Linked DNA regions of Homo sapiens: region 2 is linked to region 1. Evidence: chromatin loops called from intact Hi-C (ENCODE). Cell type or tissue: PC-3. All regions are shown on one strand. Region 1 overlaps CCDC91 (coiled-coil domain containing 91). Region 2 overlaps CCDC91 (coiled-coil domain containing 91).

Region 1 (5,000 bases):
TTGAGTATAAAAATAAAATTATGGCTTCAGAGATAATAGGGGGAGGGCAGGGAACATTCCAAGTGCTGACTGTTGATAATGCAGTTCAAATATCTATGGAATACATCTATTCTGAGAATCTTTTAAGTTTTTACTTGGTTTTATACAGTAAATACATACTCTAAGACATAGTTCTTGAAATAGCTAAACTGACCAAAGTTAATAGGTAGATAAATTTTCATTAGACTCAAAACTTGGTAACGGTATCTATTTATTTAGCTATTTGCCAATACCTTCTGTGGTGCTATGTATGAGCCTAGTGAGAAATGACTCATATCTTATCATTAAACTATTTATTTTTGGCAGAAGCCTTGAAGCAAAGAAGATGATGTATCTAAAGTAAGCAGGATCCTCAATGAAAAATGAGGTGCCCCTAGAAGAAAACCTAGGCAATACCATTCAGGACATAGGCATGGACAAAGACTTCATGACTAAAACACTAAAAGCAATGGCAACAAAAGCAAAAATTGACAAATGGGATCTAATTAAACTAAAGAGCTTCTGCACAGCAAAAGAAACTATCATCAGAATGAACAGGCAACCTACAGAATGGGAGAAAATTTTTGCAATCTATCCATCTGACAAAGGGCTAATATCCAGAATCTACAAAGAACTTAAACAAATTTACAAGAAAAAAAAAAAACCCCATCAAAAAGTGGGCGAAGGATACGAACAGACACTTCTCAAAAGAAGACATTTATGTAGTCAACAAATATATGGAAAAAAGCTCATCATCACTGGTCATTAGAGAAATGGAAATCAAAACCACAATGAGATACCATCTCATGCCAGTTAGAATGGCGATCATTAAAAAGTCAGGAAACAACAGATGCTGGAGAGGATGTGGAGAAACAGGAACGCTTTTACACTGTTGGTGGTAGTATAAATTAGTTCAACCATTGTGGAAGACAGTGTGGCGATTCCTCAAGAATCTAGAACTAAAGATAGCATTTGACCCAGCAATCCCATTACTGGGTATATACCCAAAGGATTATAAATCATTCTACTATAAAGACACATGCACACATATGTTGACTGCAGCACTATTCACAATAGCAAAGACTTGGAACCAACCCAAATGCCCATCATTGATAGACTGGATAAAGAAAATGTGGCACATATACACCATGGAATACTATGCAACCATAAAAAAGGATGAGTTCATGTCCTTTGCAGGGACATGGATGAAGCTGGAAACCATTATTCTCACAAGAACAGAAAACCAAATACTGCATGTTCTCACTCATAAGTGGGAGTTGAACAATGAGAACACATGGACACAGGGAGGGGAACATCATACATCTGGGCCTGTAAGGGAGTGGGGGGTAGGGGAAGGATAGCATTAGGAGAAATACCTAATATAGATGACAGGTTGATGGGTGCAGCAAACCACTATGGCACATGTATACCTATGAAACAAACCTGCACATTCTGCACATGTACCCCAGAACTTAAAGTATAATAATAATAATAATAAAAGTGAGGTGCCATATATTCCAAGTGAAAACTCTTTGCATTACTGTTAATAACTGTATCTGCTTAGAAGGGAATTAAATGTATACTACTTAACCAACAGAAGTTGCTCAGGCTCAGGGTGGTTTTACGTTTGTGAATTTACTACATTCAAGGATTGATTTTTCAGCTATGCAGGTACAGATTTATCAAAATACCAGGCATAGATCTTTTTCTTAAGAGAAGACTTGAAATAACTCAAGTTCATAAAACTGACCATAAAAGCTTCCCCTATGCTAGAAACAAATCACAATCAGAAAGCTGCTTAGTGAGCAAGGAATTTGAACAAACAGAGTTAGATTAGATAAATGTTTAATGGCATTCCTTCATTAAGCAACATTTCATTAAACATCTGTTATGTTTCAGGCTTATTCTAGATACTGAGAATACAGCAGTGAACAAAACAAATGAGGTCTTTTCTCTTTTAGAGCTTATATTTTATAGTAGGGGGAAAAGATAATTAACAAGAATTTTTGTCTGTTTTATTTACTGATATATCCCTAGCACTTAAGAGTGCTACCTAGCATATATTAGGTATTTGATGGTATTTGTTCACTGAATGAATAGTGAATGATAAAAACATGAACATAATTTCAAAGAGTTTTATGCACTAAGAAGAAAAAATAGAGTAGTGATACTATAAAGTAAGGTTGGTAGGAGAGAAGATAGCTAATTTATACTGGGTGGTATGGTAGATTAAATAATTATTGATCAAATATTTAGCCATTCTTTTTCCTCACCTCTGTGGGAGAAATAGGCTTTTTCACCTATTGATGTTGAGTTTGACTGTGTGACATGCTTTGGCTTCATGGTATATGGAATGTACGTCCCTGCTTCTTGACCTTGGACTTGACCATATAACTTGCTTTGGAGATATCAGCAGATAAGGCATAATCAGAAGCTTGCAATGTTTACCTGTTTGGGCTTTCTCTCTTGCACTCTGCTCTTGACATGAGAAGAACATGCCTTGTTCACAGTTTTCTGTGCCCATCACAGTTTCCTTTTGAGTACTGGAAATTCTGTTCAAGTGGCTTAATTTCTTTCACTAAATTCAAGGGCTTTCATTTTTGAATATGTATGCTATTTTCAATAACCTCTCTACTGATGTGTGAGTCATAAATATAAAAGGAGTGAATGAATCACATTGTACACTGGTGGAGGAAGTGAAAGAGATTTTTACTAACTATGATTATATAATGATGCAGAAAGGTATATGTAAAGTTGTTCTTGTTGTTCTTAACAGGATTCTTAAGTAACTTAACCTGTAAAACCAACTAAGAGCAGAAGGAGAGGGCATGTTTGTTTAGTTCCATGGCTAAGCTCCACCCCAGACAAGATATTTTCATTTTCAACACATGATACATAAGGAAAGGGAAATGTGAACCACAGGAATGGAGTAAATATTGAGGACAAAAGCAAAGGGTTGAATACATTATAGTCACACTAAAGCTTAAACGAATAAGTACTCTAAACTACAAAGGAAATACTAAGCCATAAAGTTATTTTAAATGTCATATATCCCCACAGATGAATAAAAAGTATACATTTAAATTTTTGTAAAATGGCAAAGAAGATATGATTAATATGCTCCTAGTACAAGGTATTAATCACATTATACATGCAAAAATTAATAAAAAACCATAGTGAAAAGAATAGTGGGACTATTTTATGACTCAATCTCAATGTACGCTGCTGGATATACAGCTTATCCTGGAATATTTTACTTCAAATCAGATGTTCATAAAATCATCCACATTGGAAAAAAAGTCATCTGGAAAAGATTCAAATGGGTTGGTGGAATCTAACTTTGCAATTTAGTAGTATAATGTCCCGAGCCACAACCTTCTCTAACAACCAGAACATCAAAGATGTGATAAGAACCTGTGAAAACAGATACCAAAAAACCTGTATACTTATTACAAAGTTAAGATGGAAATTTCTCCTTGTTCAAGCTTAACATGTGTGACTTAATTTGATACAGTACTCTGCTGTCTAGTTTCTCATTATTTTCTTCAGTTTTATACTTACAATCAGAGTTGAAAAATAGCAGAGGCCATGGATAACAGGTTCAATAGCAAGAAAATGGGGAGAAGGAGAGAAGAAACAGATTAATTGATTAGAGGGACACATAAATACAGAGAACAGATGATGCCAAGGACTCAAGAAACAATGGAAATCTCATCTAGATGAATTTAGTAGAAAGAAATTTAAGCTCTTTTTTTAGTAAACTTGGTGGCCATCATTCTATGAAAAAAGTACTATAACTAACATATATGAAATATCCCTGAGTAATCAGGGGGAAACACTGTTGATTAACACAATGATAAGTTTAATCACTAAAATTTACAAAAAATCCTACATATATATATATATATATGTATATATATATGTATATATATACCTTATATATGTGTGTATATATACCTTATATCTACATATATACATATATATATATACCTTAAGAACTATTTTTAGTACAACTACATAGAACCCAGAACCTAATCTATCCAAAGTATTGCATATCCTTTGAACAGTGTTGTATAACTTAGGCATTAACTGTAGAAAATCTCAGATTACTTGAAAAAGAATATTATGGTGGCCAAGCTGCAAACTTTCTACAAAATGATGAACCTAGCAATTGCTAATGTTCTGTTCTAGAAAGAATGAAACCCACCTAGTTTAACTTCAAAGGATCAGTTTTAGAATTAGCCAAAAGACTAAAAAGCTGGAAAAATATTTCTTCAGTAACCACAGCAACTTGGGAGACTTTACTAAAGAATGTAGTGGCCATTTGTAATGTTTTCTGATTTTTGATATCCTCCCTATGTTTAAAAAATTTCCAGCCTTATGAGGTATGATTCCCCTGCATAAAACCCAAGAAAACTCAGTTATCTAGCCTGCTCTGCTCCTATGGCTCCACTAACCAGAGTCAAATGTGCGAGACTTTGATTCATAAGTGAGGAATTAGAGGTCTCTGTATAGCATCTATTTTGCTCGTGACGATGATAATAGAAGTATCCAAATTTGGGGGATGGAAATGATTGAACTATGCAATAGTTTATCCTAGTGCTTGATGGGAATGTGCAGCAAAGAGTGGTTTATCTTTAGCCAGTTTTGCAGTGTAGTTTTTGCTATTGTTCATAGAAGCTTAACCTTGGTTTTCCAGCCCTCTAGCAACTTGGCTGCTTACCTAATATCGTTTTAATAAACTCCTCTGCTGCTTAGTCAGATGAAAGCAGCTTCTGTTATTTAAAAGAAGAACCCTGGTTGATATGTAAATTGGTTCTAGAAGTGGTTGAAGACAATATAACCTCAGGAAAATCGGAAAGATTTTAGTTACCTGGTTCTGTAAGGGTCGATGGCTGTAAAGATTCAGCTGGTATTCTTTAAAAAAATGTAAAATCTGGTAGTTCATAGTGTGCAGCAGCAAACTAACAAATTATTAACTA
Region 2 (5,000 bases), 53 kb before region 1:
CATCTAAAATTCTAAGGAATAGGCATAAAACACATATTTCTGAACACAAGTATTCTTCCTGTGCGGAAATGCCAGTATATCAAAGGATTTATATTAAGTAGAATCACTGTTGCACTTTGAATTCATTCACATAGAAGTGAATACATCTTACTCTTCAATGACCGTAGCTGGTTATTTATCTGGATTGCTTGGAACCATACAGACCAGTTTTATAAAAATCTTATTTGATATTTCTACCTAGTTTACTGCATTTTCTATAACTGCAACCAACTGACACAGAATATAGAAGTTTTTTCCTGCTTTATAAGAAAAAAAGAGAAAATTATAAGAAAAACATGTATTGTTGCTTATTTTTATCTATAAAAAGCCAAGAATCATAAAAACATATTAGTTTGCCTATAAAATTATAACATATAATGAATTTTAAAGAATAGCTCACTGAGACCATAGGTATAAACTTACTAATTGAATCACTAAGTGTTAAACATTTTTGTAGAGTTGAATTAAACATTTACATTTGGCAGCTAATCAGGCAAAAAACCAAAAAATACTATAGGAAAAATGTTTCAAAAAATGTAGTGCTGTTTAGTGGTTGTAACAATTTCAGAAAAAAGTACCTCAATAAAAGGGACAAAACTCAAAATTCATTACATATATATCTTGTCACAAGAAATCTTCTACTATCTATTTTCAGTATCTGAGCTGTGTTGAAGTCAGCAATTTGTACATTCTGTGGCTTCATTTTTTTTTTCTTTTTAAATCAGCTACCAGACTTCTGAGAACCGAATGTTTGCCAGGACTGAGTCAAATTTTCCTACCTTTTGAATAAGTTTGTTTCTTGATTTCTGTGTATTTCTCACAACAAGGCCAATCTGTATCACAATTCAGAGTCAGAAATGAATTGAAAAATACTGTCAGATATTCTTGGCATCGTTATCACCAGGACTCATACACTGCTCTGGACATTCCCTGATCTGACCCAATCTTAAGCACCTCTCCTCTCTTTACACATAACTTCCACTGGGCCCTCTGAATCTTCTACTCTTGATCACAAAACTTTATGCACTCAGTCTGTCCTCTAAATGTTGTTGCTCCCTATGTGTTCCAACTCCAAACTGACGGACCAGTAGGTTTAATGCTGTTCTATGGCCCTCTCAAGCAGACGCTGTTTACTCTTGTAGCTAGGCCCAACTCAGCACCATATGAAATGATTTCACATATAATTTCCCATATGTTCTTCCCTACTTATATTTAGAGGATCTTCTAAATTTGGGTAGCACATTTCAATCAATGTGATTTAGTCATTTGAGTATCATTGGAAATGCAGAGTTCATTTTAGAGTTTTCAGAAATTTTACTGATTTATATAGAAAGTAGGTTTTACTGTTTTATGAGCGTTAATTTTCTTACAGGATCTCATTCAGAAACACAGCAACTTTAGCTAAATCCTTTAAAGCGGTAGTCAGAATCTATTAGCTGGGAATTAGTTGGTTAATTACATTGCAGGTGCAATAATTGTTTTATTGATTGATTCAATTATTTATTAACTCAATTATACACTAAGTCCTCACTACAGGCTAGGCACTATGAAATGCATTGATATAACAAACAAAACAGATGTGGTCTCTCTGCTTAGGAGGAGGCAGACATAAATAAAAACACAAATTATTAATTATAAATAACAATTAAAACATTATTTAATTATATAAGTACTCCATAGGAAAAGTTCAATATATAGTGACCCCAGGAATGGGGACAATTTAAGGGGGAGCAACTTGTTGAGAATGAATGCTTGGTAAGGTGGGGTAAGAAAACAAAACCAGATCAAAGAAAATTCTACCTGCTCTTTCCCTTCTACTTATATATACCAATGATTGGTGAGCAAGTAGCCTGTGGATTATGGGGGACTGGGTGGGCTAAAAATGTGTTTATCAGTTAAATTCAGAGAACAGTTTTAGTTTTGCCTGGCTTAAAAAAAGAGCCCAGCAGTCACAACTGTGGGCTCTCATATATAGTGATAACATCCACTTACTGTGATGCTGATGGTGATGCCTACAAGTAAGGAGCCTGTGGATTCAGAACACATTGGCTTTCTGCTTTTTGTTAGCAGAGTCTTTGGAGATATGGCAGAGCTGTTTACTAGTATGTAAACAGAAGACTAGAGGCAGAGTGCTTTGATCAAAGTCTCCTTTTCTTTGGGAGTTTTATAAATATTTTCCAGGTTTATATATACATTTTTTATTATTCAGATGTATTACTCTTTTAAATATAGAGAACATTTCCTGATTCCGTTCAGTTTAATTGTCAGATAAAAAAAAAGAAGTTATAATAATAGATAACTGACTCACTGAAGAATAACACCAATCATAGGGACATTGTTCTGGTTTTGATTTCAAAGCAATCACTGAGTAAGCCTCCTTTGAAATGGAACGTGAGTCAGCATTCAGCAAAGCTGAGTTTAAACCTCTACTCTAGATTCTGAGTGACAGAAAGCTTTTAAATAGGGCACTGTTTGTTCATAGTTTTGGGTATCTGTGATTTACTTGGCTTTGTTAGACAATAGAGGCTTTGGTTCAGTTATATTTTTAACATTCCTTAAAATAAATCAAAGAGTGTTCCCATTTTGGATGCGGATTGGTACGGTAGAGGAAATGAGAAGCCAACAAGTGCCAAGTATCCAGGGATTACTTGCTGGGATCTGTGCTTGACTGCTTTGGGTAATGTTTTTTGGTTGCACATAATAGAAACTGGCTCTGGCTAGCTTAAGGGAAAAAAGTTAAGTGGAAGAATATTGGAATATTCAATATAACATATTGGAAGAATATTCAGGTATCTCACAGAATCTGAGACTCAGGAAAAAAAGGGTTGGGGTCACCTCTAACCTCAGAAATAGGGGTTCATGTCTGTCTCCCTATGGTAAGGAAGCTGAAGTGATGTCACCATAAGACTTTTCATAAGAGGCCCACTTGGGGTCAGGTCTTCACCTGTGGGTCAGTCAGTCAAGGTTAGAGGGGCAGAATGCTATGCTTTAGCCACTTGTTTGTAGGTACTCACACCTGTATTTTGTGATTAATTTCCAGAGAAAGGGAAATTATTATAAACTGGAGGCTATACCAGCAAGCACTATATGGGGTACTTTACAAGATTTATTTTTTTAATAGCCTATAAAAATCACTCTTTCTACCTCACAAATGAGAAAACTGAGACTCAAATTAGTTAGGCAGCTTGTCTAACTAACTAGTTAGGCAGCTTGTCTAAGGATCTACAATTAAAATTTAGCAGGGCTAGAAGGCCAAGCAGGTCTATAAGGAAGGCTAGTCTTGTTCTTAAAATATTCGAGTGATAAAACGACTTAGGATAGAAAATTTCAACTTGAGAAAGAAAAATTCTAAAAAAAAATAAAATATATTTTTTAAAGAAATTTAAAAAAAAACAAAAAGTAACAACCAAATAAGTTTGGGAGCTCTTTTTATTACACTGAGAAATCTCAGAAACGTACAAAGCCCATGAAAGTAGATGCATTTCAGAAAATAAGATAAAACATTTGCATACATACATATTAATGACATTTTAGTTTTGAATTAAAAATATTCATGATTTTGCATTGAAGCATCCTGCCTGTGAATTAAGTACATTCTGAAATACTGGGAAAAGATTTCATATATCCTGTACTTGAACCTAAATTCCTATAAATGGCTGAGTTATATTCTCTTTCTAGAGATTAAGTTCACAATTTGATTTGTAGACTAATGGTTTTATTGATTCAAAGTATCTTTAAAGAGCAGAAATAGGAAACAAGCATACACCACACACACCCCTTTAGTTTAAGTGATATATCAGATCAAAGTTGAATTAATATAATAATCTTTAGTGCTTTTAATTGTATTGTTTGTTTTCAGTAGACCAATGAAAATACATAGATCCAACTGCAGAAGAGGTTAGGTAATGCCGGAATGATTCTCTATCATATCGGTGTTTTATTTCCAATTATACAGATAAATAAGTGATGTTGAAATCCATGCTATTTCTATCCTCAAAATAAGATAAATGTATGGTTACATTCTAGCATCTCATCAAGAGTCATCATGAAACAATAATATATTTACTACTTTTGCAAAATAATATATAATAGACTCCCACAGGCTATAAAGTTTACTTAATTAATTTTGGTAATGTGGCACTTTACAATGGCTTTTGGGTCATATCATACTCTGTTGCTGCTACTACTAATAATAATAAAATAACAGTAAATGTAAAGAAGAAACCAAAAGAAAATAAATTAGATCACTTGATAGTTCTAAATATTGTTTTGGTTTATCCTTGAACTGGAAATCAATTCTACATGATTTGGAAAGAAAACAAACACATCTTTATAATTCAGAGTGTGTATTTTGAAGGTGTAATATGATTTATCCAATGCCAGTGTGGGTTTGTCATGTTCTTTTTATTCAATGTCAACTGGTTCCGTAGCTATTAAAGCACTTAACTGTTTCTGTGCACAGGAGAGGAACAGTTCCAAACTGGACAGGCTTCTTTGGCGGATGACTTGATCGAGCTGTTTAATTTTTTTAAAGAGAGAGAGAAAGAGAAAAAAAAATACTGAGTTGAAGGATAAAGAATATTATGTCTCTGAAGCCCACTAGAAAAAACTTTCCAGATGAGACAATTTAGGAAATCAAATAGTACTTTCAACTGAATGACAGTAAAGTCACTCTTTCTGGCCTAAATCATCTAAGATGAGATGATAATCATTATAGTTTTATAACTGATGTTGTTACTCAGTTATTAGAGAAATATCATACATTTGATCAGAATGATTTCAGAAAACATAAAATAGTATTAAAATGCCAGTTCTTAGTGTATATACGCAACCAAACATCCACAAATATATTACAGATACAAGTAACAAAATAAGTACATAGCACAGAAACACAGCATAATCACATCATACACAGGGTTTAGTGGAACAAATTATAAGGGAGGAGATAAACAATTTGCTGA

The links. Hi-C counts contacts between places; a loop is a spot of excess contacts. Peaks named below come from ENCODE experiments on the same cell type or tissue, not always from the same donor. Only the 100,000 strongest peaks of a DNase experiment are listed, where the experiment ranks them.
Region 2: it touches region 1 in a loop (2.3-fold over the local background); 1 of 110 quality-filtered maps calls a loop at or near these places.

Annotation. Positions count from the first base shown.
Region 1 is chr12:28,495,872-28,500,871 of GRCh38, reverse strand. The region is part of intron 12 of CCDC91 (coiled-coil domain containing 91); the gene reads right to left. Among named protein-coding and RNA genes, the nearest start is that of CCDC91, 310 kb to the right of the region's middle. In PC-3, no CTCF peak of the experiment used is centred here; a DNase peak (open chromatin) is centred at 2,831; H3K27ac peaks cover 1,499 bases.
Region 2 is chr12:28,548,617-28,553,616 of GRCh38, reverse strand. CCDC91 (coiled-coil domain containing 91) reads right to left here. Exons shown (of 13, transcript NM_018318.5): 13 at 3,451-4,554. The coding sequence ends at 4,444. Among named protein-coding and RNA genes, the nearest start is that of CCDC91, 360 kb to the right of the region's middle. In PC-3, no CTCF peak of the experiment used is centred here; a DNase peak (open chromatin) is centred at 2,436; H3K27ac peaks cover 1,154 bases.